Regions from separate parts of the Mus musculus genome. Here regions 1, 2 and 4 are each linked to region 3. The links are chromatin contacts, found by Hi-C or POLR2A ChIA-PET in ENCODE. All regions are on one chromosome and are shown on one strand. Each heading gives the region's core, a stretch centred on a gene start or an enhancer-like site at or near the end of the contact. The rest is flanking DNA. Distances are from core to core; before and after follow the strand shown. Region 1 holds the start of Slc6a9 (solute carrier family 6 (neurotransmitter transporter, glycine), member 9). Region 2 holds the start of Cdc20 (cell division cycle 20). Region 3 holds the start of Kdm4a (lysine (K)-specific demethylase 4A). Region 4 holds the start of Tmem125 (transmembrane protein 125).

Evidence for each region. A loop is a pair of places that touch in the nucleus more often than their neighbours do. ChIA-PET counts read pairs that join two places held with the same protein, here RNA polymerase II (POLR2A).
Region 1: POLR2A ChIA-PET joins it to region 3 with 15 read pairs in embryonic stem cell. The contact joins the promoter of Slc6a9 here to the promoter of Kdm4a in region 3. POLR2A ChIA-PET finds 5 or more read pairs at or near these places in 4 of 5 experiments (Patski and embryonic stem cell).
Region 2: a loop to region 3 is called in a map of T-helper 1 cell, with 2.2 times the contacts of the local background. The contact joins the promoter of Cdc20 here to the promoter of Kdm4a in region 3. A Hi-C loop is called at or near these places in 2 of 37 maps with a recorded cell type or tissue (T-helper 1 cell and T-helper 17 cell). POLR2A ChIA-PET finds 5 or more read pairs at or near these places in 3 of 5 experiments (Patski and embryonic stem cell).
Region 4: POLR2A ChIA-PET joins it to region 3 with 10 read pairs in embryonic stem cell. The contact joins the promoter of Tmem125 here to the promoter of Kdm4a in region 3. POLR2A ChIA-PET finds 5 or more read pairs at or near these places in 2 of 5 experiments (Patski and embryonic stem cell).

Annotation. Positions count from the first base shown.
Region 1 is chr4:117,833,987-117,840,286 of GRCm38, forward strand. It overlaps Slc6a9 (solute carrier family 6 (neurotransmitter transporter, glycine), member 9), which reads left to right and starts at 1,272. Exons shown (of 14, transcript NM_008135.4): 1 at 1,272-1,491.
Region 2 is chr4:118,434,003-118,439,905 of GRCm38, forward strand. It overlaps Cdc20 (cell division cycle 20), which reads right to left and starts at 3,341. Exons shown (of 10, transcript NM_023223.2): 1 at 2,939-3,341; 2 at 2,692-2,840; 3 at 2,508-2,604; 4 at 2,258-2,386; 5 at 1,967-2,163; 6 at 1,775-1,869; 7 at 1,471-1,699; 8 at 749-874. The coding sequence starts at 3,119.
Region 3 is chr4:118,178,517-118,185,106 of GRCm38, forward strand. It overlaps Kdm4a (lysine (K)-specific demethylase 4A), which reads right to left and starts at 1,527. Exons shown (of 22, transcript NM_001161823.1): 1 at 1,377-1,527.
Region 4 is chr4:118,541,046-118,547,081 of GRCm38, forward strand. It overlaps Tmem125 (transmembrane protein 125), which reads right to left and starts at 2,681. Exons shown (of 4, transcript NM_172383.3): 1 at 2,555-2,681; 2 at 2,311-2,454; 3 at 1,556-1,715; 4 at 1-1,326. The coding sequence starts at 1,187. The coding sequence ends at 537.

The DNA of each region.
Region 1 (6,300 bases), core at 22-2,521, 340 kb before region 3:
GCTTAGGTAGATCTGCGTGTGTGTCCCCTCTCTACTCTATACAAAACTCTGGTAATTAGTTCGTGGGAGACTATAAACCCCAAGCAGGCTTATAACTGCTGTGTTCACGGGCAAACTCAAAAGGGACATAAGTGCCTTCCTAGATCTGACCAAATCTCGAGAATGAACAGATTGTGAGTTCCATGACAGCAGAAAGCAGTATATAAGAAGGTAGTTCTGGGAAAGGGCTGTGGTTGAGCCGTGGGGTAGAGAGAGGCCCAACTGAAGGGAGTGTGCTGGCTGCTGTCTTTTTCAGTGATTATAAATTAATAAGGTGGCTTCTCACACCAGTTGATCTTGTGCGCGGCTTTGACATGGATGCGCCTGCTCTTTGGAGACTGGATGTCAATAAACAAGCAAGTTTCCTGGCCGGAAAATGGTGAGAACTCGGGGCACAGAGTGGAATCCGGAGCCTGCCTCTCCAGACCAGGGCCTTTTGCAGAGCACCTGCGAAGCAACAGCAGTCCTCTGGCAATCAGTATTGTCTGGTTTGATAGAGGGTTGGCAGCTTGCTCAAGGTAAGCAAATGTGGCAGCCTGTTCCATTTGCTAGGCACCACTGCCAATCTGGAGCAATGAGTTTCACGTGGGTATGCATTTCCTTAAGTCATTCTCTCCATTTTGCAGAGGAGGAAACTGAGGCTCAACAAAGCATCTTTTGGCAGATACTGCAATCCAGGCACCTGAAGTAGGTAGGCTCTGTGGCACAACTAACCAGGTAGGGCTGATCAAATCAGTGGTGGAGAATTCGGGGAGAAAGGGCTCCCCAGCCTTGCAATTCCAAGGAGTGGGCCCCAGGCTTTACTCAGCTGTGCCCACAGTCTCTAGCGGCGCTACTGCAAAGGGAACGGAATTTGCTCTTGACGTCTCTCTAGGGGGAACGCAGGCGCAGAAGGCCAGGGGCCTGGCGGGCTAACTGCAGCCCCAGCCCCCCAAAGCGCCCCAGGCCTTTTGGCTTCGTTCCAAGCCTAGCCCGAAGGGGAGGACATCTGCTTCCTCCAAGTGTCCCAACTGAAGGGCAGAGAGGCGAAGGAGAAGGGGACTCCTTTGCCGAGCCCCACTCCCAGGGGTTCGTGAGGATCAATCATCAGAAAACTAGAGCCACTTGTAATCTTATTCCCTGGTAGGAGGAGTCTGAGTAGTCGGCACGCGGGAGGGAGGAGATGGGACCAGGGCGGGGGAGGGCGGCCAGGGGAGCCGCTCAGGGAGGGGAGGGACTTGGCTAGGTTTCTCAAGCCTTCTTCACTCTCCAAACTTTCACCAAACTCTTAGCCCCCGCCTCCCCGAAACCAAAACACAACAAGCTCTGGAGGAGCGGCAGGCAACGCGGCGGGGCGGGAGGACTGGCGGCTGCAGAGAGCCTCGGGAGGCTGATGCAACTTTCCCTTTAAGAAAGCCACCTGGGCGCACCGCGGTGCGGACCCAGCACGCCTGGGCCGGGGGCAGCAGTATGGTAAGAGAGCTGGGGGAAGGGGGCTTTGCGGCCCGAGCCTAGGTCTGTCCAGCCGTCGTTCTGGGCGTTTCTGTGACTCTGGGAGGCTGAGCCCCAGGATGTGTATGGATGTGTGTGTGGTGCGTGGATGAGATAGCGTTTGCTTGCGGGTATCTGTGGCTAAGAGTGTGAGTGCTCGCACTGGGATGTCTGTCTCGCCGCGAAGGTCTGGGTAGGTGCGTGTGTCTGTGTGTCATCGTTGTCACCAAGGAACTAAAGCAGACGGGAGGGAGGGTGATTTCGGAATGGAGGGGGTGCGTTGCGTGCCGACGCCGGCTCGGTCGGAGGTGGTTGGTACGGGGCTGTGCGCGCAGCGCCGGAACCGAAGAGCGTCTTCGGTCTTTCTGGGGCGCCAGTGGGTCTGCCGCGGCCGGGAGCCGGCAGCGGGGTCTGTGCCCCGCGTGCAGCCTCTCGCCCCACCTCCTCTCCCAGCCGTGCTGGCTATCTATCTGGGCGCCGCAGCCGGCGGCCTTCCTAATCTGCCCGCCCACTCGCCCGCCGGGTGCCGGTTCCCGCGCGCCCGCGGTTCCTGGGAAGCAGCGAGGAAGAACCCCAGCGCCCTCCGGTTCTCTTTTGTCCGCGGCTCGCGTGGCTGCAGCGTTGAGAAGGGATTGCGGGGCGGAGAGTGGTTTTGGGGGACTGCTACTCTGGGGGGAAAAAATCCACGCCCTGCCACTCGAGCCTTCACTCTAGCCTTCCTTCTGGGCATGCTTGCGGCGAGTGCGGGCGGCCACAGGTGAGGCCTGGTTTCCCGCAGCTCCCGAGCGCCTGCTCCCAGCCTGTACCCCGCAGCAGGCAGCCACACACGGGCCGGAGCTGAGGCCAGCGAGCCGGGAGGGGGCTTGCCCGCAGACCCGGGAGGGGCCGAGGACGGGCGGGGGCGGGGCAAGGGGGCGGAGACCTCGGCACCCGGGTACTTTTCCACCGCGGGGGGCGGGGCGGCATCCTCCACGCCAGCTGAGAGGCGCACACGTGGTGGCTGATGTAACGCCCGCCCCCCAACACACCTTGCACACTGATTAAAGCGAACCGGTCTCGTTTCGAGGAAGTGGGCACTCCGGGCGGTGCCATGACTCCAAAAGTGACCGCGCCCCACACTGCCAGCCCGTCCCGGGCCTTCAAGTCCGGCCGGGCAGCTACTTAAAGGGGCCGCACCCCCTCTCGGGTCTGTTTTCCATAGGCCACGCCCCTCGCTAGTCACTCTTAAAGGAGCCGCGTACCCACCTAGCACTCTATGATAGCTCCCTCACAAAGCCTGTTCTACTTTTTTTCCTTTTTTTCTTGTTTTTTGGTTTTGTATTTTGAGACAGAATTTCTCTGCGTAGCCCTGGCTATCCTGAAACTTGCTCTATACACCAGGCTGGCCTTGAATTCAGAGATCTGCCTGCCTCTGCCTCCCAAGAGCTGGGTCTAAAGGTGTGTGCCACCACTGACTGGTTTCTGTTCTATTTTTTAAATGAAGCAAGTCTGAGGCTATGACTGTTAGAAAGATAAAGGATAGAGGGCAAGGAATGGGCAAAAAGAACACCTAAGATAAAGACATCTCCAGAGAGGCAAAAGGTTAGAGAGCGGGTGATAGGATTGGTTAGGGACTAGCGGAGAACATTGAGCGTGCCCAAGTGTTTCAAAGACTTCAGAGAAAACGCTCCCTTCCTCCTTATGTTCAGCGGGACTACAGTAGTATAGTTCTCAGGATATAGAAGAACCACACGTCTGCCCTGGCAGACCTCTCCAGACAGAGGGGGTGGACAGAAGCCAGCATCTTGCATATATTGCATTCTTGAAGGGTACCATGGAAGGGTCGACTGCAGAAGGAGGAGGAAGGCTTCATGAAGATAATGGCATGGGGTCTGGTTTTGATGTTGGTAGGCAATGTATTGACCAGTGAAAACTGGGGACCAGAGACCCTTACAGAGGGAACTATTGCCCGAGCAAAGGTGGGGATGCAGGAAGCCCCTGAGTTTGCAGCAAGTAGCTGGCTTGGTGCCCCAGACAGGAGACTTTATGCACACAACACTGTGCTAACATCCCTGTGGTAGTGAATAGAGACGGTGTCTCCTCCCTCCGAATTGTAAAGTACTGGAGACCTGTTGCCTCTAGTTACTAGTGAGGGCTTAGTTCATATAGACCCCTAAAATTGGTCTACCTAGGGGCTGGAAAGATGGCTCAGTGATTAGGGATGCATAAGGGGCTGGCTGGTCTTCCAGACGGCCAGGGCCTGTAGTTCCTGGCAGCAGTGTCAGGAGGCTCACTATTGCTTGTAACTTCAGCTTCAGGGAATGGGATGTCCTCTGTTGGCACTCTCCCAACCTCTATTCCACCCCCGTATTATGCATTCACACACATACATATAAATAAAAATTTTTAAAAACTGGGTGGTGGTGGCACTCAGGACTTTAATCCCAGTACTTGGGAAGCAGGGGCAAGCAGATCTCCTGGGTTGAGCTAGCCCTCAAGCAGTCAAGGCTACACAAAGAAACCCTGTCTCGAAAAAGAATTAAAAGTTTAAAAAAATAAAAACAACAACAAAAAAAAAAACTTAAAGAAAAATCTGCCTGCATACTGCCCTTGCAGGGGACACACAGGTTCCAGCAACCATGTTGTGGGACTCATAACCACCTGTAACTCCACCTCTAGTGGATCTGCTCCCTCTTCCCTGTACACACATAATCAAGAATACAGATAAATATATGCTTATAAGTTGGTCCACCTGGCTGCTTCCTGCTCACCAAGAAATCAGGAGCTTCACCGTGGGCACCTTCGTGAGGGAGCCAGAAGACCAGTACTACACTCCGTACTCCAGCCTTTGGAACCACAACAAAAGCAATGCCTTCCCTCTTTGGAGATGTGTGTGTGTGGGGGGATCATTTGACAATCCCATTTTGGGAAGAGGAAAGTCACAAGTGCTAAAGGGCTCTGTGACCCTCCTCCCAGCATCAGTCTTGGGGGCTCACACTCAGCCCAAAGCCTGTCTGTCCACATCAGACCTCCTCTCCTATCTTTAAACCTGCAGCATCTTATCCCTGGGGCAACTACCAGCTTCCTCTCACTGCACCAACAGTAGGCAGAGACCCTTCCTTTTCTCTCACCACCCGCAGGAAGTCACTTCATCACCGAGTTCCATCTCATTACTGTTTCCATCTCTCTTATCGTGTCCTCTTTCCTTTTGCCGTCATCAGCTTCACCAGCCAACCCTCTTCCTCTCTGTCAGAGCTCATTGATGGTTTTCTTCCACAACTGCTTTAGTGTTTCCCTGCCATTTTATCTACACGGATGCATATTCCCTCTCTGATATTTAACTCTGTGTGTGTGTGTGTGTGCGCGCGCGCGTGTGCATGCAGGGCCCAAGAAGAAGGCATCAGATCCCTGGGACTGGAGTTACAAATGGTTGAGAGCCACCTGTAAGTAAGAAGCAAACTCCAGTCCTTTGACGGACTAGCCAGTGCTCTTAACCACTGACCCATCTTTCTCTCTTCCCCTTCCCTTATGGGTTTTTTTTTTTTTTTTTGGTTTGTTTGCTTTTGTTTTGTTTTGTTTTGTTTTGTTTTGTTTGTGAGACAGGGTTTCTCAGTGTAACCCTGGTGTCCTGGAACTCACGCTGTAGGCCAGGCTGGCCTCGAACTCAAAGATCCACATCTACCTGCCTCTAAGTGCTGGGATTAAAGGCATGCACCACCACACCTGACGGTTTCCTTTTTTGTTTGTTTGTTTGTTTGTTTGTTTCGAGACAGGGTCTTTCTATGTTGCCCAAGCTAGTCTCATACTTGTGGGTGCAGATGACCCTACCTTCTTAGCTTCCTGAGTATCTGAGACTATAGACAAGCACTACCACACCCAAGGAGCCGTGCTTTCAGAATGTCCCTTCCAGCAATCCACTCTCCTCCCAGCTGTTCTGCCTGAAAGCCTTTAATAGCCACCGGTGGCGTCAGGACTAAGATGGACATCCAGACCCAGAAGGTTCTTGTTCTGCTTGTCTGTTTCGCCTTCCTCTTGGGCTACCAGAGCTTTGCCAGTTTCATTTTCTGCAGTCACCTCTGCCCTCTCTGCTTCCTGCCCACTGCCAGTTGTCCTTTTGCCCAGAGAAGCCTCACCTGCTATGGAGTTCACAGAGTCCCTCCAACACTGTTTATCCACGCTTGACTCCCCGCTGCCTTTCCTGGAACGCAGGAAGGTAGAGACACCTTTGTGTCCTTGGTGCCTAGCACAGGTCTGCCCAGGGCAGACCTGCAGTAACCATATGTGAACAAATGAATGTAGCTGTAGGGAGCCTTAGAATGCCCCCACTCCCCCAGCTAAGCAGCTCAGGCTGTGCAAAACCCTAGAAGGGGACTGAAACTTCAGGGTTTGAAGAAAATGAATGGTTGGAAAGGGAAGAAAATATGGAGAACTTGTAATAGACACAGAAACTAGGCAGAGACAACTCTACACTCCCCGCCCCAGTTTTAAGGGAATTCTCGGCTACATTCTCCAGACTGAGAAAAGTCAGAGTCAAAGAGGTCAGAAAACGCTCAGAATCCTACCTAGTGAGTACCTGAGGCCAAATCCAGCCCAGACCTATCAAATCGCAGACCTGCCGTCTTCATTATACTCTGCAGTGACCATGACCTGCTGCTGCTGGTCGGTGTTATGCCATGTCTGGGTTGGAACAGGTCTGGGATCGGAGTGTTCCAGCTCTTCAGCACCTGATGAGAAGCCTGGTGTAATGTAGGCATTTGATGGGTGTGCCCCCCCCCCCCCACTGCTATGGCTCCAACCCAGGGCCCCAAGCAC
Region 2 (5,903 bases), core at 2,091-4,590, 260 kb after region 3:
CTGGAACTCACTTTGTAGACCAGGCTGGCCTCGAACTCAGAAATCCGCCTGCCTCTGCCTCCCAAGTGCTGGGATTAAAGGCACAACACAGCCCGGGTCTAATGTATTTGGATCTTATGCTGTAGGTTGTGGGAGTCATCACAGGTTTAAGGACAGTAAGATACCACTCGGATTGTATAAAGGGAACTGGAAGAGAGAGAAAATGTGTGGGAGCCTGGGCATGGAGTTACATGCTGGTAATCTCAACACTTGGGATGTTAAAAGCAGGACTGAGGCCAGCAAAGGCAAGACTCTGTCTCACAAGACCCTGCCTCAATGAATGAATGAATGAATGAATGAGTGAATGAATGAATGAGAGTGCTGAGGAAGGGACGGATGTGAATGGTATTTCAAGCTAACACTGAAATATCCTGAGAAGGATGAAAGACTAGGTGGCTTTTCAGATTTCTAAGCAGGTTCTGCATCTAAAACAGTACAAGTGGAACACAGTACATTTCAGGAAGGCAAGGTGAACTGACAAGCTTAATTAGGACATACGGAGGAGGAGGATTCTTGAGGACCTAGGGTTGGAGAGAAGCCAAACTAGGAAATGGGAATGCCAGTGAGGGCTGAGTCAGAAATTTAGAAATGATCAGGTAGAGAGTTGGAGTAGAAGTGGCTGTTCAGAAATGTCACATAGAGGAACACACCTCTGCCTGGGATAGGTTAAACCATGAATCACCACCAGTAGCAATCACAACAAAACTACCTGGGAATGCACATCCACAGCACTCAGACAGGCCCCTGAGCAGACGTTCCAAATGCGAATGTGCCGGTCACTGGTTCCTCCTCCTGTTGCCAGGATATTGGACTGCCAGGGACACCATGCCACAGCCTGGGTGGAATGGATAAAGGCTGGGTCAGGTCAACAGAGAGGCAGAAGCAGCCCTACGTGTAAAAGAACTGAGCTTTTCCATGCCCTCCTTTCCCTTGAAATGGCACAGAAACCTGGAATATGTATTAAAGAGCTTCTTGCACTATAGCTGGGCAGGGTTCTCATCTATTCTAACCCAGCTCTGATGCCTAACACCCAGCACCTGCCCTGTAACCTGACATCTCCGTCTCGCCCTGGCTGCTCCTCCTCCACCATCTCCTGGAGACTCCCTCCTGGTGACCTCACCTCTTTTCCCACCCATCTTAAACTCTCCTCCCCAGCTACAGGTTGATCAGCTCTTTATTAGCCAATCAGAGGTGATAACAATTTTCAAACAACTCCAAGACAGGAGCTGCTTCAATAATCGTGACGATGCTGGAAGGCACCCAGCTCTCTGGGCACAGTAGTCATCATCTATTATGAATACTCAGTGGACAAAACCATCTCTCAACTCTAAGTGTCACAATTAAACTCAACCCCGCCTTGTCCTCTCCTCTTAGTAGTCCCTCGTTTATAGCTGAGTGTCTGTAAAGACCTCAGCTCAAATGCTTTCTCACCTTGACAGCGCCTTGATGTTGAGTGAATGTTTGCAGGGGAGCCCATCCACTTTCTCCAGGACCACTAGGCCACACGTTGACAATGTTATCATTGCCACCACTTGCCAGATGTCGTCCATCTGGGGCCCAGCGAAGCCCACATACTTCCTGGCTATGGCCACTCAGTGTGGCCACATGGTGTTCTGCTACCCGAACATCATGGTGGTGGATGTGGCCAGACCGTGAACCACTGAGAGAAGAAGAGATTTAGTTCCGGATGGCAGAAACCGGAAAGGTTCTGCTATAGACTGGGAAAAACACCGACCTGGATAGGATATAGCTGTTCCAACTGAGGGAGCTTACTCGAGCGGAGTGACTGGTCATGTTTCGAAGTCGTTTCTGCTGCTGCACATCCCAGAGCTGCAGAGGAATGACCACAGGGTCACAGATGTAAGGTGGGCAAGCTCCCCCCTGAGCCCAGTGACCACAGAGCCACAATACAGGCAACCAGGCTCACCTGGACCTCAGCATTGCTGGTGCCTACAGCTAGGTAGTTGCCCTCCTTGATCCAGGCCACCGAGGATATGTAGTCTCCAGGCTGCTCCATTTGCAACAACTGCAGGATGTCACCAGAACCAGCGTTCCATAAGTACACACTGTTGTCCAGTGCCACAGCCAATACATTTCCAGAGCTCCAATCTACAAGATTCAGGTCTGCCAGGGGAAGGAAGAAAACATGAGGTCCTTTGTTGGACTGGTCCATTCCTAGGCCATCTTTCTCCATCCGCAAAGACAACAGTGCACTCACAGTAGTCATTCCGGATTTCGGGGGCATCAAGGATCCTGTCTGGCAGAGAAGGGATGTATCTGCAAGTCTTCCTGCTGGAGCCAGGCGTGGCTTTCTGACTGTACAGTACTTTCAGTCTGTTCTGGTAGCCTGTGGCAAGAGAGTGGGTCTAGACTTGGAAACTGATACCCATCCACATGTGGAAAAGCAGCCACATGTCTCCCCTTAGGAAGGACTGACACCAGCCTCGATGATGTCACTCACTCCTTACCTTCTGGGGCATTCTGAGGTTTGCCGCTGAGCCTGAGGATCTTGGCTTCCTCCACATCAAAACCGTTCAGGTTGAGAGACCAGGCTTTCTGATGCTCCTGAAATACACGGCAAGTGAGGGGAGGAAGACCGGTATCAGCCAGGGGACAGACACCTCAAGTCTCATGACCCCTGTGGAATCATACCTTTTTGGTGGGCGTCCCCCTGTCTTCCGGCTGGTTTTCCTTGCTTAAGAGGAAGCTGGCCACCTCCATTTGAGAAGCACTGCGTTGGGGGATAAAGCGGTCACCTCCAGGTTTGCTAGGGGTGGTCTGAACCTTGGAACTAGATTTGCCTGGGGGCAGGGAGAGAGAAGTCAGACAGCCTGACGAGGCTCCCGGAGGGAGCATGAAGACGGACTCTCAGCGATTCCAGCTCCCTCCACCCACTCACCAGGAGTTCGGCCCGGGGTCCGCCCGGCGCTGTGTGATCTGTTGGCGGCCCGCATGGGCGAGGGGGCTGGGCCTGTGGCTTCCTTTGCTTTGCGCTGCCAGCGCGCAACCGGGGCATTGGGGATGGGTGCGTCCAGTTGAAGCAGTGAGTGCAAATCGCTCTCGAACACGAACTGCGCCATGGCACCGCTACCGGGGCGAAAGGCGACCAAGCGCGATCCTCGCCGGGCTCCTGGGCTCCGCCTGCCACAGCTCGCAGCAGCCCGGTCCCTCTCCGTACTCAGCTCTCCCGAACACAAACCCCCAGCTCCTCGCAGCGCGTCAGTGCGCCTGCCGAACGCGTTCTTTTCCAGACAAGCTAAGGACACGCCGGACTGTTGTTCTTAAACTCTCCGCTGCTAGCGTTCATTGGCTCCTTCAAAACCCAACTGTCTTAACCGTCGCCCTTGCCGATTGGTCGCTACACTGAAGAGGGCCGGGTCTTCCGGGAGCAAATCTCACGAGAGTGCGACGACCAAGCATTTGGAAGGAAATCCCGAACCCATCTCTGGGAGCCTTCGTCCCTGCCCGAATCGGAGCCCGAATCGGAACACGGGGGCGGGTCCCGCACAGTTAGTCCTCGGGATCCGCTCTCTGCCGGCCATCTCTCTGGGTTGGGCCCGGCAGTTAGAGCATCTGGGAATCTTTGAAAGGTCACATCGAAGCCTGTGGGTGGTACTTAGGTCACACGTTCACACATACACACATTCTCTCTCTCTCTCTCTCTCTCTCTCTCTCTCTCTCTCTCTCTCTCTCTCTCTCTCTCTCTCTCACACACACACACACACACAGAGAGAGAGAGAGAGAGAGAGAGAGAGAGAGAGAGAGAGAGAGAGAGAGAGAGAAACTCAACCTCAACCCGGAGGACCCAGTTGGTTAGAGACGGTGGGGAGGTGGCAGTCTGAATGGGGAGGGCGCCTGAAACCCTGCTAGGAAGGAAGTATGCGGACCAGTGTGGGGTTCTGCAAACACAAAGTGAGAGGAAGGGGTGTGTGTGTCAAAACAATGATCAGAATTCCAGCCTTTCGTCGTGAAGATTAGGTTAGGCTGTTCTTGGGGACATCACATCCTGTGGAGGACTCCCGTGGGACTTAGGATTCTTCAGAGACCTAGAGATCTCCTTACCCCCGTTGCACATAATCTGCCAGAGCGACACCCATTTTGTTTGTTTCAGACAAGGGTCTCACTATGCAGTCCGGGCTGGCCTGGAATTCACCTTGTAGAAAAAACTGCCCTGGATCTCAGAGATGCGGTGGAATTTAAGGCGTGTGCCACCACGCTGGGCCAAGAACCTGGTTATGCTGATAGAAAAACCAAGGTGCAATACAAGAAATTAGCCCAAGGTCATAAAAAGAGGTTGGTAAGAATCCAGGTCTGGGGCCTGGAGAGATGCCTCAGTTAGAACTTCTTGCTCTTCCACGGGAAGAAAATTTGGTTTTGTCAGGCAGCGCACAACTACCTCTAACTCCAGCTCCAGGGCATCGATGCCCTCTTATGGAACCAGCATACAGATGGCACACAAACACACCCCTCCTCCCCGATAAAAATAAATTATTTTAAAGCGGAAAGGAGGTTAGAAAGATGATGGCTTAGCTGTTATCGCTAGATGCTCTTCCAGATTACCTAGGGTTCAGTTCCCGGCGCCCAATATAGGTATTCAAGATCTATTACTGTAGTCCCAGGGGATCCAGTGCCTTCCCTGGCCTCTGCCAGCATCAGGTGTGCATGAGGTATACAGACATAGATGTAGGCAAAACACATACACACTTTAAAAAAAAAAAAGTGGCCCTTTGATCTCTGCACCCACAGCGCACCTCTTCCTTCTGGTGACAATAAAAAACATTAAAAAAAAAAAAAAAAAGCGCCGGGCGTGGTGGCGCACGCCTTTAATCCCAGCACTTGGGAGGCAGAAGCAGGCGGATTTCTGAGTTCGAGGCCAGCCTGGTCTACAAAGTGAGTTCCAGGACAGCCAGGGCTACACAGAGAAACCCTGTCTCGAAAAAAAAAAATAAATAAATAAATAAATAAATAAATAAATGGCAGACTCTGAATTGGTCAGTCTAAATTCTTTTTTCAAAAAAAAAAAAAAAAAAAAAAAAAAAAAAAAAGCGCCAGGCAGTGGTGGAGCACACCTTTAATCCCAGGACTTGGGAGGCAGAGGTAGGTTGATCTCTGAGTTCGAGGCCAGCCTGGTCTACAAAGTGAGTTCCAGGACAGCCAGGGCTATACAGAGAAACCCTGTCTCGAAAAACCAAAAACAAAAAAAGGAAGGATCTAGGATCTAGGTGACTCCCATTTAGTGCAGGGCTTTAGTGACTTACATGAATATGCACAAAGGTAAAACAACATTAATACAAATAATAATTACTAGTTGATCATCTGCTAACTACTGCATTAAAACAGTTTACGTACATATTTTGGAAACACACTCTCATGTAGCCAGGCTGGCCTTGAACTCCACATAGTTTAGGAAGACCTTGAACTTTTTAAGATTTATTTTATTATTATATGTAAGTACACTATAGTTGTCTTCAGACACTCCAGAAGAGGGAGTCAGATCTTGTTACGGGTGGTTGTGAGCCACCATGTGGTTGCTGGGATTTGAACTCTGGACCTTCGAAAGAGCAGTCAGGTGCTCTTACCCACTGAGCCATCTCACCAGCCCTTCTTTTTCCTTCTTCTTCTTTTTTTTTTTTTTTTTTTTTTTTTTTTTTTTTTTTTTTTTGAGACAAGGTTTTGTGTAGCACTGGTTGTCCTATAACTCACTGTGTAAACCAGGCTGACCTCGAACTCAAATGTGTCTGCCTTCGGAGTGCTGGGATTAAAGGTGTGTGTCACCACATCTGGCAAGTTTACTGATCTCAAGGCAGATAGCAAACTGCCTTAATTTTACGTAATCCCAACACTTGGGAGGCAGTGGCAGGTGG
Region 3 (6,590 bases), core at 277-2,776:
ACTGGTATGTCCTTCACTGGACCTCCTCACTCACAGCCCAGGAGTTCTGTTTCCTCAAAGCCACTGGCAGTCCTACTCACTATACAGGAGAAAGCTGCCTACAACCTGCCCACAACCTAGCATGGGTTTTGGGAAGCAGCATGGAGGCAAACTCCAGGGCATTAAACAGAAACCCTGTCATGGTAACTCTTGGGTTTCCATTCCACTCCAAGGGAGGGATTTCTGGCTAGGCATTTTTCATTAACTTTGCATAAAAGATATACTGTTATCCCTGCTTTACATACCAGGAAATGTATCCAAAGTGCCCCCTCTAAAGCATCTTCTACCACTTTCTGCTACCTCAGCTCTAATACTTACATGAACTAAGACTTCTCTGAAAGTGTGGAGGAACTTGAAGCCTATTCAATTTAGGAGACTTTTCCTTTTAAAAGGAAATTTTCAATATATTCTACTTTTGAAATTTTTACAAAAAGGTATCATAAATATCAGACTGGGGCTCCTCCCCTGGGCTTCAAAGGTGGTCACAATGTTGCTTCATCTGCCTCTAGCTCTGTTTATCTTTGTGTGTCCAGAAGCTAGAACAATGCTCGCCACAAAGTAGGCACTCAGTAACTGCTGAATAACTCATATCCTCTGCTCACTTTAGCGGATCATCCCATTACTTTAACTCTAGGGTTCCATTCCCGCGATCTATTCCCTTGGGGAAATCTGGTCTGGGGCACCTTCCCGTCCGCCTTCAGCAACAAAGCAAAGAGTACCGGGAGCTAAACCTTCGGCTCTAGAGTGAAAACTCTGAATACCGGTCTGATCTCTGTCACTTTTTAACACCTTGGCTGTGTGAATGGACTGGATGAGTCTCAGTTTCTCCACCTGCAAAATGGGGACCCCAAACCCCTGCCTTGATGGATCGTATGATTAACTTAGATGATGCAAGCGAGCCCTAAACGCTAGGCCCGGTAAGCACTCCATAAAGGCAGCTGTTGCTAACAGTGACCTGAAACTCCCGCACTCTCCGCCCCCGCAGCCACCCCCGCGGCATCCCTCCAAAGGCAGCCCGGTTCCCAGTGTCCCCACACACCACTTACAGACACTGCCCCTCCCGGCCCCACCGCCTAGGCGAGGGAGGCCCGGCCGCAGGAAGAAGAAAATAAGGCCCAGTGGGCCCGCCCCCCTCTCCCGACGCCCATTGGCCACTAGAGATTGGAAAGAACCAATCGCAAAACTTATTTTAGAAGCTCCTTTCTCTATTGCTCAAACCCCATGTCGATCACAGAGCACAGAAAGACCCACCTCACCACCCTCCCCCACTGGAGCTCACGGCCAAGGGTTTTGGCAGCATCAACCCCTTGGGGAATCCAAAACCCGATGGCTCTCACCTGGAGCCTAAAGCCCTAGCAGGGCTCAGGCCCGATTGCTGTTGTCGCCACTCGCCGATCCCACTGTCTTTCTTGAGGGCGAAAGACAGAGCTCCGCCTCCTTTAAAGTCTGACTCTGCGCAGCCTCACAGAGCCCATAGTCAACCAACCCAAGAATGGCTTTAGGTCCTCAGCTAACCAATGAACACTCACTACACCGACTCGGCGTCTGGAACTACGAGTCCGCTTAGCCTATGAGCGTCGTCTCGAGCTGTTGCCAGGAGAAAACGCTGAGCCTCCGGGGACTGGGGCCACTGAGCATCAGGGCTGGATCCAGAGTTAGCCTATCAGAGGCTGACTCAGATCTCCATAGTTAAGCTGGGTAGAAAGAAGCGAATACCCTGAAATGGGCTAGCCGGTTATGGGGAAGGGCGAGCAGGTGGTTATAGGATGTTTCTAGCGAAAGGATAAGCCTAATTTTCTTGGAGTAACTCCTTTGCCTAAGATATAAAGGCGATGGAAGACCTCCGGGAAAGTTTCTAAAGTCAAGGAGTTCAGAGAACGTGACCAGCATGTCCAAGTTTGCCCAGTACTCTCAGTTTGACTCTCTTCTCTAAGAAGCCCCTCGCCTGCTGGCAAGGCGGGTTAGGTAAAGATCTGCTCCAGGAGAAGGAGCCCTGGGGGGTCATTAGGACAGATCCTGAAGGAAGATATCCCTGAGGCTTTTTAAAAGCGGCTCCCCTTGAGCGAAAATTTGGGGTCATTAGCAGCTCTTGGAGCGAACAGGGTGATTCTAAGAATCATTAAAGGCACTTCAGGGGGCCGAACAGGATCCCTAGAAGTCATTAGGAGCAGTTCCTGAGAGGCTGTGAGCAGCCTTAAGGAGTTCCCAGATTGTCAAGGACGATGAAGAAAGAGAGGTTAACACCCTTATAAGTCAAATAAGGAGGAGAACTCACTAGGGCATAAAACATGAGCAAAATTCCCGATAGCACCGGGAAGAAGAGTTGTATTGTGTTTGAACTGCTTTCAAAACCAACCCTTCGGTACAGAGAGATGACTGAGAGGAAAGGCACAAGTCTTATGATCTGAGGTAAGCTGTTGAAGGAGAGAATCAATACAAGTTCACAAGATGTCCTCTGACTTTAGTGGATTGCAGTGTCACCGCCGCCACAAACACACTAAATAAATAGGTTAAAAAAAAAAAAAGTAAGCTGGGCGGTGGTGGCACATGCCTTTAATCCTAGCACTTGGGAGGCAGAGGCAGGCAGATTTCTGAGTTTGAGGCCAGCCTGGTCTACAAAGTGAGTTCCAGGACAGCCAGAGCTATACAGAGAAACCCGGTCTCAAAAAATACCAAAAAAAAAAAAAAAAAAAAGTTTTTAAACAACTTCTCGTCCATGCCTGGATTTTTCAAGGGGAACAAATTCAGGAGAGTTGAGATGGATGGCAAGAGTTTACCAATGTTAACTAAAAGGAGATACTTCATAGAATGCTATGGGTTAAATATCTAGGCACATATCTGATGAAAAGGGTGCTTTAAAAAAAATGAGAGGCCAGCCTGGAATAGGTAGTTCCAGGATAACCAGAGTTACATAGTAAGACTCTTTCTTAAGAGGGAGAGATGCAGCCGGGCATGGTGGTGCACGCCTTTAATCCCAGCACTCAGGAGGCAGAGGCAGGCAGATTTCTGAGTTTGAGGCCAGCCTGGTCTACAAAGTGAGTTCCAGGACAGCCAGGGCTATACAGAGAAACCCTGTCTCTATATATAAGAGGGAGAGATACAGAGATAGATATGTGGGCATCATGGCACAAGCCTACCAATCTTAGCCCTTGAGGGGTAGAGGCAAGAAAATCAGAAGTTCATAGCTGGGCATGGTGGCACGTCTTTAATTACAGATCTTGGGAGACAGAGACAGGTGGATCTCTGTGAGCTTGAGGCCACCCTGGTCTACATAAGGAGTTTCAGGACAGCCAGGGGTACATTTTAGAACTTGTCTCAAAACAAAACAAAAAAAGTTGTTCAAGGACATCCTGGGCTACATAGCAAATTCCAAGCCAGCATGGACAACATAAAACCCCAACTCCAAAAGAAGGAAGAAGAGAAGGAGAAGGGACATTAACTATCGTGTGTATATGTGTGATATTTATATTGATCATATATTATGATAGATAGATCGATAGATCGATAGATTTTTCAAGGTAAGGGTTTTCTGTGTAGCTCTGGTTGTCCTAGAACTTCCTCTGTAGATCAGGGTAGCCTCTCAAACTTACCAAGATCCCAGAGAGACACCTGCCTCTGCCTCCCGATTCCTGGCACTCCCAATATTTTAATTGATAATATTCATTTTTTCTAATTCTTAAAATTATATCTATTTTGGGTGGACCTGATGGTGCAATGCCTTTAATTCCAGCACTCAGGAGGCAGAGGCAGAGGCAGGTGAACGTCTGTGACTTCAAGGCCAGCCTGGTCTAAGGAGTAAGTTCCAAACCAGGCAGGAATAATGGTGAGACTCTCCAAAATAATAATATGTTCATATATTTGTTGAAGGGCAGTGCATATTCATACAAAGACCAGAGGACAATTTTCGAGATTCAGTCCTTCTACCCTATGAGTCCTAGGGATTCAACCTGGATTGTCTGTCTTGGCAGCAAGCATCTTTTACCAGCTAAGTGATCTTGCTAACTCTTTTGTTATTGTTCTTGGGGGTTTTTGTTGTTGTTGTTGGTTTTGGTTTTGGTTTTGGTTTTGGTTTTGGTTTTGGTTTTTGAAGACAGGGTTTCTCTATGTAGCCCTGGCTGTCCTGGAACTCACTTTGTAGACCAGGCTGGCCTCGAACTTAGAAATCCGCCTGCCTCTGCCTCCTGAGTGCTGGGATTAAAGGCATGCGCCACCACACCTGGCTGTTGTTCTTGATTTAAGGTAGTCTTGAATTCTTGAATTTAAGATTCTCCTCGGGGGTGGCAAGATGGCTCAGTGAGTAAGCCTGCTCTTCCAAAGGTTCTGAGTTCAAATCCCAGCAACCACATATTGCGTCTGAAGACAGCAACAGTGTACTTACTTATAATAATAAATAAATAAATCCCAGAGCAAGCAGGGTTGACCGGAGCAAGCAGAGGTCCCAAATTCAATTCCCAACAACCACATTAAGGCTCATAACCATCTGTACAGCTACAGTGTGTACTCATATACATAAAATAAATAAATAACTCTTAAAAAAATATTCTCCTGCCAGGCGGTGGTGGCACACGCCTTTAATCCCAGCACTTGGGAGGCAGAGGCAGGCGGATTTCTGAGTTCGAGGCTAGCCTGGTCTACAAAGTGAGTTCCAGGACAGCCAGGACTATACAGAGAAACCCTGTCTCGAAAAAAAACCAAAAAAAAAAATTTTTTTTTCTCCTATTCCTACTGCTTGGAGTTGGAGAGATTGTTCAGTGGTTAAAAGCATGTGGTGGGGCTGGAGAGATGGCTCAGCGGTTAAGAGTGCTGTTATTAGACGCGTTCTCACGACCGGCCAGGAAGAACACCACAGACCAGAATCTTCTGCGGCAAAACTTTATTGCTTACATCTTTGGGAGCCAGGAGGGCAAGCGCCCAGCGCCCAGCCCCAAAAACGAAAGCCCCTTCAATAATGAAAACCGAAACCCCTTCCCTCTTTAGGAGAGTTATATTTCCTAGGACGCATCACTCCCTGATTGGCTGCAGCCCATGGCCGAGCTGACGTTCACGGGAAAGGTAGAGTACAAGTAGTCATAAAATACCCTTGGCTCATGCGCAGATTATTTGTTTACCACTTAGAACACAGGATGTCAGCGCCATCTTGTGACGGCGAATGTGGGGGCGGCTCCCAACATCTCCCCCTTTCCTTTTAATAAGAGCAAATAGGCCACCCAACTAATGAGAGTGGAGATAGAGGTCAAATCCCCAGTGTGTAGGTAAAGGAGCCATGTACAGGATTAGCTCTTAGGCTCACAGGCTTTTACCCAGAGCAACCCTGACCTGCTCCCGTGTCGTTTTTCCTGGGGGAAGGGAACTAGGACACTGAACCTTCATGAAAGATGACGTATCTCCCTAGAATAGGCTCATATATGCCGCAGAGCCTTTCCATTGCAGTGCTTAGCCGTGCAACTCTCTCGGGCTGCTGAAGCACACTCACTCTATCCCGTGCAATGAGACTAGCCTCATGGGATATAAGAGCTGAGTGGCCAGCGACCTATTGCCTAAGCATAGATATATCAGGGGAAGCTCCATGTTCTAGTCCTGCAAGCGCCTGGGCAATAACCACCTTGTCTCTCCTAGTTTGGGCCTTAAGCTTACAGACCAATCAAAGAAGCAACACTAATCCACAGCAAAGTGTATCTCCAAATAATATTAATCCCACCCATTTTTTAAAGAAAGAAAATGCTGAGGAGATCCAATTGGGTAATCCTTTGGTCAGGGACAGGTCCAAGCGCGTGGAGTTGACCTGAAGTCTCAATTCCCGAAGGGATCTGTTCAAATTCAGCCATCCAATTCTGTAACATATACTGAAAAAGACTTTTTGACAAATTAGCTGCCCTAGTAAATTTAACATACTGAATGGAAATAGCACACAATCCCGGAAACTTTTGTTCACATCCCAGCTGAGTTATTTGTCATAATACATCTAGTTGTATCTGGACAAGATCTATGAGTTGATTAACCAGCATGAGACCTCTCTGTATCTTGACATTAGCTGAGGCCTGTTCATCTATGACTGTAGTCACTGAGGCTGACAAAGTGTTAATGGTGTCAGTCGTCTGGACCTGTCCAGACAGAGCCAAGGCTGTCTGAATCAAGGCCAAACCCAGTTCCCAGTTAGTGGTAAAAAAGCAGGAGAATACTTGAGCATTATACATCACCGTCATTGGGAGTGGAAATGTCGACATTATCCCCCAACGCTGCTCTCTTTTTATTATTGACGCCCTGGACATCACCAAGACGAGGGACATTAGTATTCCCTTGGTCAGTCTGGATTTTTCGGGTGAGTCTTTCTGGTATCCAAAATGGGTTATCTTCATTCTGTGGGAAAACACAGATAGCTCCCCTGGATCTTATCAAAATAGGATCCGGGCCATACCATTTATTATCAAGGACATTTTTCCATTTAACCATCTCATTGGGCCTATCTGGCTCTGTACAATGACGTTCAGCCGCAGTATGGCCATGAGCATCAATATTTAAAAAATTGAGTGTAAAGAGTGCCAAAGACACAG
Region 4 (6,036 bases), core at 1,431-3,930, 360 kb after region 3:
AAGCATCAATAGCAACACTGTTCTAAGAAACTGAGGCAGGAGTGTCTGAGTCACCTCTCACTGGCCCCAGCTGCTAGGTTACAAGCTCAAAGGTGTTTCCCCAGTCAGGTCCATCTCATCCGGAAGCCATTTCTCTCAGTTTTCCCGAGAGTCACTCTCTGAAGAGTGATCACTAGTGTCGTTGTGGATAGGCAACAGTCACCTCTGTGGAGATCCTTGATGATGTCATAGGGCAAGGCTGGAGTTGTAGGGTCTTGGAAATATGGGTCAAGTCTTCAGAGACTCCAGATGAGTATCCTCTAGAGACCCCAGGACCAGGCATAGAGCATGACAGTCCATGATACAAACAGCCCCAAGGAGGTATCCCTCACCTTCTCATGGAATGGATATGAGGGTGCACACGAGCTCCTAATCACATATCATGAAATGCCATGGCGGGGGTGGGGGCGACACACATATATGCGTGCACCTGTGAATGTCTGCCACAAGTTCTGGGGATACTGAGGCAGGGCATGGGAAGAAGGGCTCCATCTCTGTCAGATGAGGCTGGCAATGCTGGAGGTGGTCTCATGACGCTGGCCAGAAGACAACTGTCCTGAGATGCTAAAGATGCTACTGTTATCACCGTGGCCATTTTGGGCGGAGAATGCCTCTGTACAGATCGGAGGGCAGTGTCCACTCACACCCACCTGGTACAGTAGCAACCCCAGCAGCAAGACTGAGCCCAAGGAAGCCAAGGTAATGCCCACAGACAGCATGGCAGCCAGTGGCCGTGCCGGGGCCGGGGCAGCAGCCAGCCCAGCCAGGGTCAGGCCAGTGACCAGCAGCACAAAGCCACTGAGCAACACTACAACAGCGTCGGCGCCTCCGCCGCTGCGCAGCAAGGCCACGTGCTGGGCCTGGCGTATGCAGTTCATATCCTGCACGGCAGAGCTCATCAGCTGCTTCACCAGAACCAGCAGGGCCAGCAGACAGAGCACAGTGCCCACGGCTAGTCGCCATTCGCCGGATCGGCTGCTGGTGGAGGACAGCAGCGCCACACCACCGGCCCCACAGCCAGCCACAAGGATCACGGCCACGGAGAAACAGAGCAAGGAGCGACGGGGCTGCTGGGACCACCATAGCTCCACCTGCTCTGCCAGCACATCTGGGGGCAGCCCCCTGCCCACTGAGGCTTGCTGGGACATGGCTTGGTCAGGCAGGGTCAGGACAGAGGATCACTGTCAGGGTTCAGAGGGTGTTTGTCGTGACCCTGTGTCCCCATCACCTGGTTGCCAGCGAGAAGCCCAGTCTCCTCTTCTTAGTCCAGGCTATGGTTACCCTCACCTGCAGGACAGGATCACAAGTTATTTCCCACCCATCTGGCCCTATAGCCTCATCTGGGAGTCTCAGGGAAGGGCCCCAAGAATCTTCCCCGGGGTCCTCAGGACCTATTCCCAAGAGCTACAACCCTAGCACTGCACCTTGCCAAAGCACCTCCCCTGACCCCAACAGAGTTCCCTCCACCACAGAGCTCCCCTTCCCCTTCAGAGAATCCCCTTGCCCAGCTCCTGACCTCTCACACAGGCTGTCTCGGTGGCCTGTTCCATCCAGGCTGTCGGAGGAAGCTGGTGGTGCCACAGTGGATGACAGGACAAACTGTCAGAGATAATGCCTCATTCAGGATCAGACTCACATGGCCTCAGCTGTCACTGCTGGGTCCTGGGTGGGGGAAGCTATGGGAAAGGGAGGCTGGTGACTTAACCCTTCTGGAACCAGCAGGCTGAGCCTGACCCTTCTCTCATAGGGCTGTACCCTTCCTTCTCTGTGGGTCAGGATCTGACCCCTAACACCGTTCTTCCTCTAGTTCCACCCTATCTCCGTCAGGCAAAAGAAGACGCATGCTCCAAGTCTCTCCTTCCAGTGCTGGTCGTCTCTGATGCAACAGGGCCCAACCCAAATTCCTCATCTTACCCTGAACCTGTTCCTCCTGTGTTCCTTTCTCAAGATGCTGTTACCACCCACCCTCCCTCTCGGCCCACTCCGGGGGCTCCTCAGCGCCTTCTGCTTTTGCCAATCCATGGCCCCAGGGGCTGTCTCTTGCCTCTAAACATATCTCTATCCAGTCCTGTTCTCGGCGCTCATCCAGAACCTGCCTGCTCCCCACGGGTCCATCCCCTGCTAAACGGCTCCACGTGTTCTCTAAGGCAGCAAAAGGAGGACTCAGGATTTGAACCGCAGCCTAGTCCTTCCCATCGTGGGAATGTGGGGAGGGATCTAACAGTGTTACTCATTTAACCTGTTCCCTACAAGACAGGCGGCATGACTCACATCAGGTAAAAATAAAGCTAGCACTGCCGGCAAGGAACCCAACTTCCGGCAGCAGGAGAGACCGATCCTGTAGGTGTCAGCTGCGAGTCCAGGAGGGACGGGAGTGGGGCAGGGAAGCCCCAGCTCACCTCTTAGAGGCTTTTTCTGAAAAGTGAGGACAGAGAAGTTAATTCTGAGGAGTGGGAGAAGTCATCTAACATACTCCTTTTAGACTTCCCACGGGGCAAAGGAGCTCAAAACATACTTTTTTGAGCCAGAGAGACTCGGGGTGAATCAGAACCCACATGGACCACACTGCCGAGACCACGTTTTTACTCCAACGAGACAGAGTAGGGGACCGCTCTGCCCTTTGCAGAGAGGTTGCCTGGCACGCAAGGTGGGTGGGGTAAATGCCCACGCCCCAAGGGTGGTTGGGGGAGGGACCGTGGGCGGAGTCTGTCCCAGCATTCCTCAGGACTGTGGCTTGCTCATCTGAAGGTGCTGACACCGTCTATTGGGGAACGACCCCAGCGTGGGTGGAGGTTCCCGGTAGTAGAACCCGTGAAAAAGGTGGGGGTGGGGCGTATGGGGCACTCACGGGACGCCTGGCTGTGCTGAATCCGATTTGAGCAGGCAGGACCCAGCAGGTTGGGCGCTCTAGGTCTGTTTCCGGGGAGACGCTTCACCTGCCTAACCTGCACCCAGGTGAGCTGGAAGGAGGGGGGGATTAACAGGTGCTGTTTCCAGGGCAGGGCCTGAGCCAATTGGCTGACGTGGCCCTGCGACTTCAGTGGGGCTGAGACATTCCTGGGAAGGGAGGGGCTTCTGTCCGCTGCTGGTAGGTCTGAAACACAATATGCAGATTGGGTCAGCAGGAGGAAAGAATGCTGGCCCTCTGCCCCAGTCTGAGCCCTAGCCCACCCCACAACTCCAACTTAATTTTACCTTCAGCCCCTCCCCGAAGATCTACAGCCAGGCCTGCAATCTTTGCACCCTGAGAGGCTGAGGCAGGAGGAGAGCCAGTAGGAGGTTCCAACTGGCCTGAAACCTCCTCATTCCAGCTGATTCTGGACTTTAGTTCTGAATCCCACTGTATCCTCAGCCCCAGCGTCCAGCATCAGCGATACCCCAAACCTAGCTCCAGCTCTGTCTTAGGCTTTCCCCCAATAAGCCCTTTGTTTATTTTCCTTGAGGCCTCAAGTGAGTGGCAGGATTAGCCTGCCCCATGAGTGGGTAGAGGCCTTTCAGGTAGACAGCTGGAGCTGGACAGTTGGATAAGTTTCACAACTCTTGACAAGGCAAAAGAAGCCCTTGCCCTTCAGCTGGACTGTCCCCCACCTACCTCCGGCCTCTCTCTGGCCGAGTCTGGCCAACTTGAATCATTGAGCTGAAATGCCTTGGCTGATCTGGCTGATCCGACTGCACTCACGACCCGTGTTTCTTCCATATTCATTCGCAACAGATCTTTAGTTAGTTAGCTTTCACCCCTGACCCAGAGGTGTATCCCCAGCCACTGCAGGGATAAGTACTAGTTTACTAACCACCATGACCTCAGCAGCCAGCGGTAGCCTGTACGCGTAGGGTAATCGATAAATGTTTGTTGAGTGGCTGGCTAAATAAAAGTGTGAACTGACTGACGGTGTGACTATTTTGACCTTTGAGCTTTTGGGATGAAACCAGAAGGACAAGTTGGGCCCAGGCTGTGTGGTCCTGGAGGGCCTCAGGGATGCATTTGGACAATGCTGGGTGTCCACAGGGGTGTTCAAGGTGGAACCGGGATATGGTTCAGGGCTCTGCTTCTAATCAGCAAGTCTGGGTCCTAGACACCATGCCCCAAGTGGGCAGAGGGTGACTGGTTGGAGAATGTACAGTTTGTCCCACATCTTCTGTCCTACCCCTTCTGTAAACTATATGTTAGTATGTTCTTCTCTCTGCATTTGATGTGTATTTAAAAAACTAAACAAACCACTACCAGCAGCAGCAGCAGCAGCAGCACCACCAAAAATCCCAAACAACAGAATGAAATCCAAGTCAATCTTCCCCAGATCAGGGCACAGGGTAACTGTGCCTGGCCTGGCTTCCTCTTTGCTTTGTTCGCTGCAGAAGACAGGGAGCCTCCTAAGTCCAGAGCAGCGTGGTCTGTATGTCTAAGTGTCAGCTTAGTTATGTATTTGTTTTACATTTCTCTCACATATTACATCCAAATTCAACTCCAGTTTCCTCTCCTCTCCTCCTCTCAGAGACTCTCCCTCTCGCTCCCTCAGATCCACTCCTCTCTCATTCTCTCCAAAAAAGCAAGAAGGAGGAGGAGAGCCGGGCGGTGGTGGCGCACACCTTTAATCACAGCACTCCGGAGGCAGAGGCAGGCGGATTTCTGAGTTTGAGGCCAGCCTGGTCTACAGAGTGAGTTTCAGGACAGCCAGGGCTACACAGAGAAACCCTGTCTCGAACCCCCCACCCCCCCCAAAAAAGGAGGAGGAGAAAGAAAAGAAAGGAAAAGAAAAGAGCAGGCCTCCCTCCCAGGGATTTCAATCGAACATGGCATGAAGTTACAAGAAGACTAGCCACAAGTCCTCATATCCAGGCTGGATGAGGTAACCCACTAGGAGGAAAAGGGTCCCAAGAGCGGGCAAAAGAGTCAGGGATGTCGCATTCCCCCTGTGCGGAGTCCCACAAGAGCACTGAGCTATGCAACTATAATGTATGTACAGAGGACCTAGGTCAGACCCAGACAGGCTTCCTGACTGTCACTTCAGTTTCTGGGAGCCCCTCTTATTTATGTAACTTAAGCCTTTCTAATAGCCTGTTTCAAAAGAACAGTAAAACCAACACAGTAAAATGAATGTGTTTGCTGGGCTATGGATGCAGCCCAGTGGTTGCTCGCCCCCTGGTTCAATCCCCAGAGCTGCAAAACTGTATGTATTGGAATTGTAAAATATATTTTACTATAGAAGGTATTAATGGGCTCTTTGAAAGTCTTTTCTTTTCTTTTTTTTTTTTTTTTTTAGATTTATTTATTATTATATGTAAGTACACTGTAGCTGTCTTCAGACACACCAGAAGAGGGCGTCAGATCTTGTCACGGATGGTTGTAAGCCACCATGTGGTTGCTGGGATTTGAACTCTGGACCTTCGGAAGAGCAGTCGGGTGCTCTTACCCACTGAGCCATCTCACCAGCCCCTGAAAGTCTTTTCTTATACATACAAACTGTATCTCAGTTCAAATTAGCTACACATTGAGTACCCAGTAGCCACCTTTGCCTGTGGCTGTCACCTTACTGGGGAGTACAGCTCTGGCTAGCTTTTCCCTGAAGAAAACTTTAGGGCTGCTTGACTGGTGCAGAGCAGGGGACATTGGATGACATAGTGGGTATTAATCCTGCCATTCTGCAAAGCATTATGAACGTGCCCCCTTTATAAGAAACAGGCCTGGGAGAGCCAAGGTCTGCCAGAGCTTGCCAGCCTGGATTCGATCTGAACTCTTCTAATAGCCTGGTCCTTAGGAAACTCTAGTCTCCTGCTAACCTAATGTTCAGCTGTCCTAGACAAAAGCTGGTGCCGGGAACCCCGAACATCCCCTTTCTCTACTCTTTCCCTTTGGAGTCTATAGAGGGAGAAGCAGAGCCTAAGGCTTCATCAGTTTGAATACTGGCTGGGGCTGGGCAAGTTAGTGGCTCAAAGTGTTGAATCTGTCCCTAAAGCAGGGACAGAAATGGAGGCTCAGGAGGTAGAGGTGGCAGTGGGCGT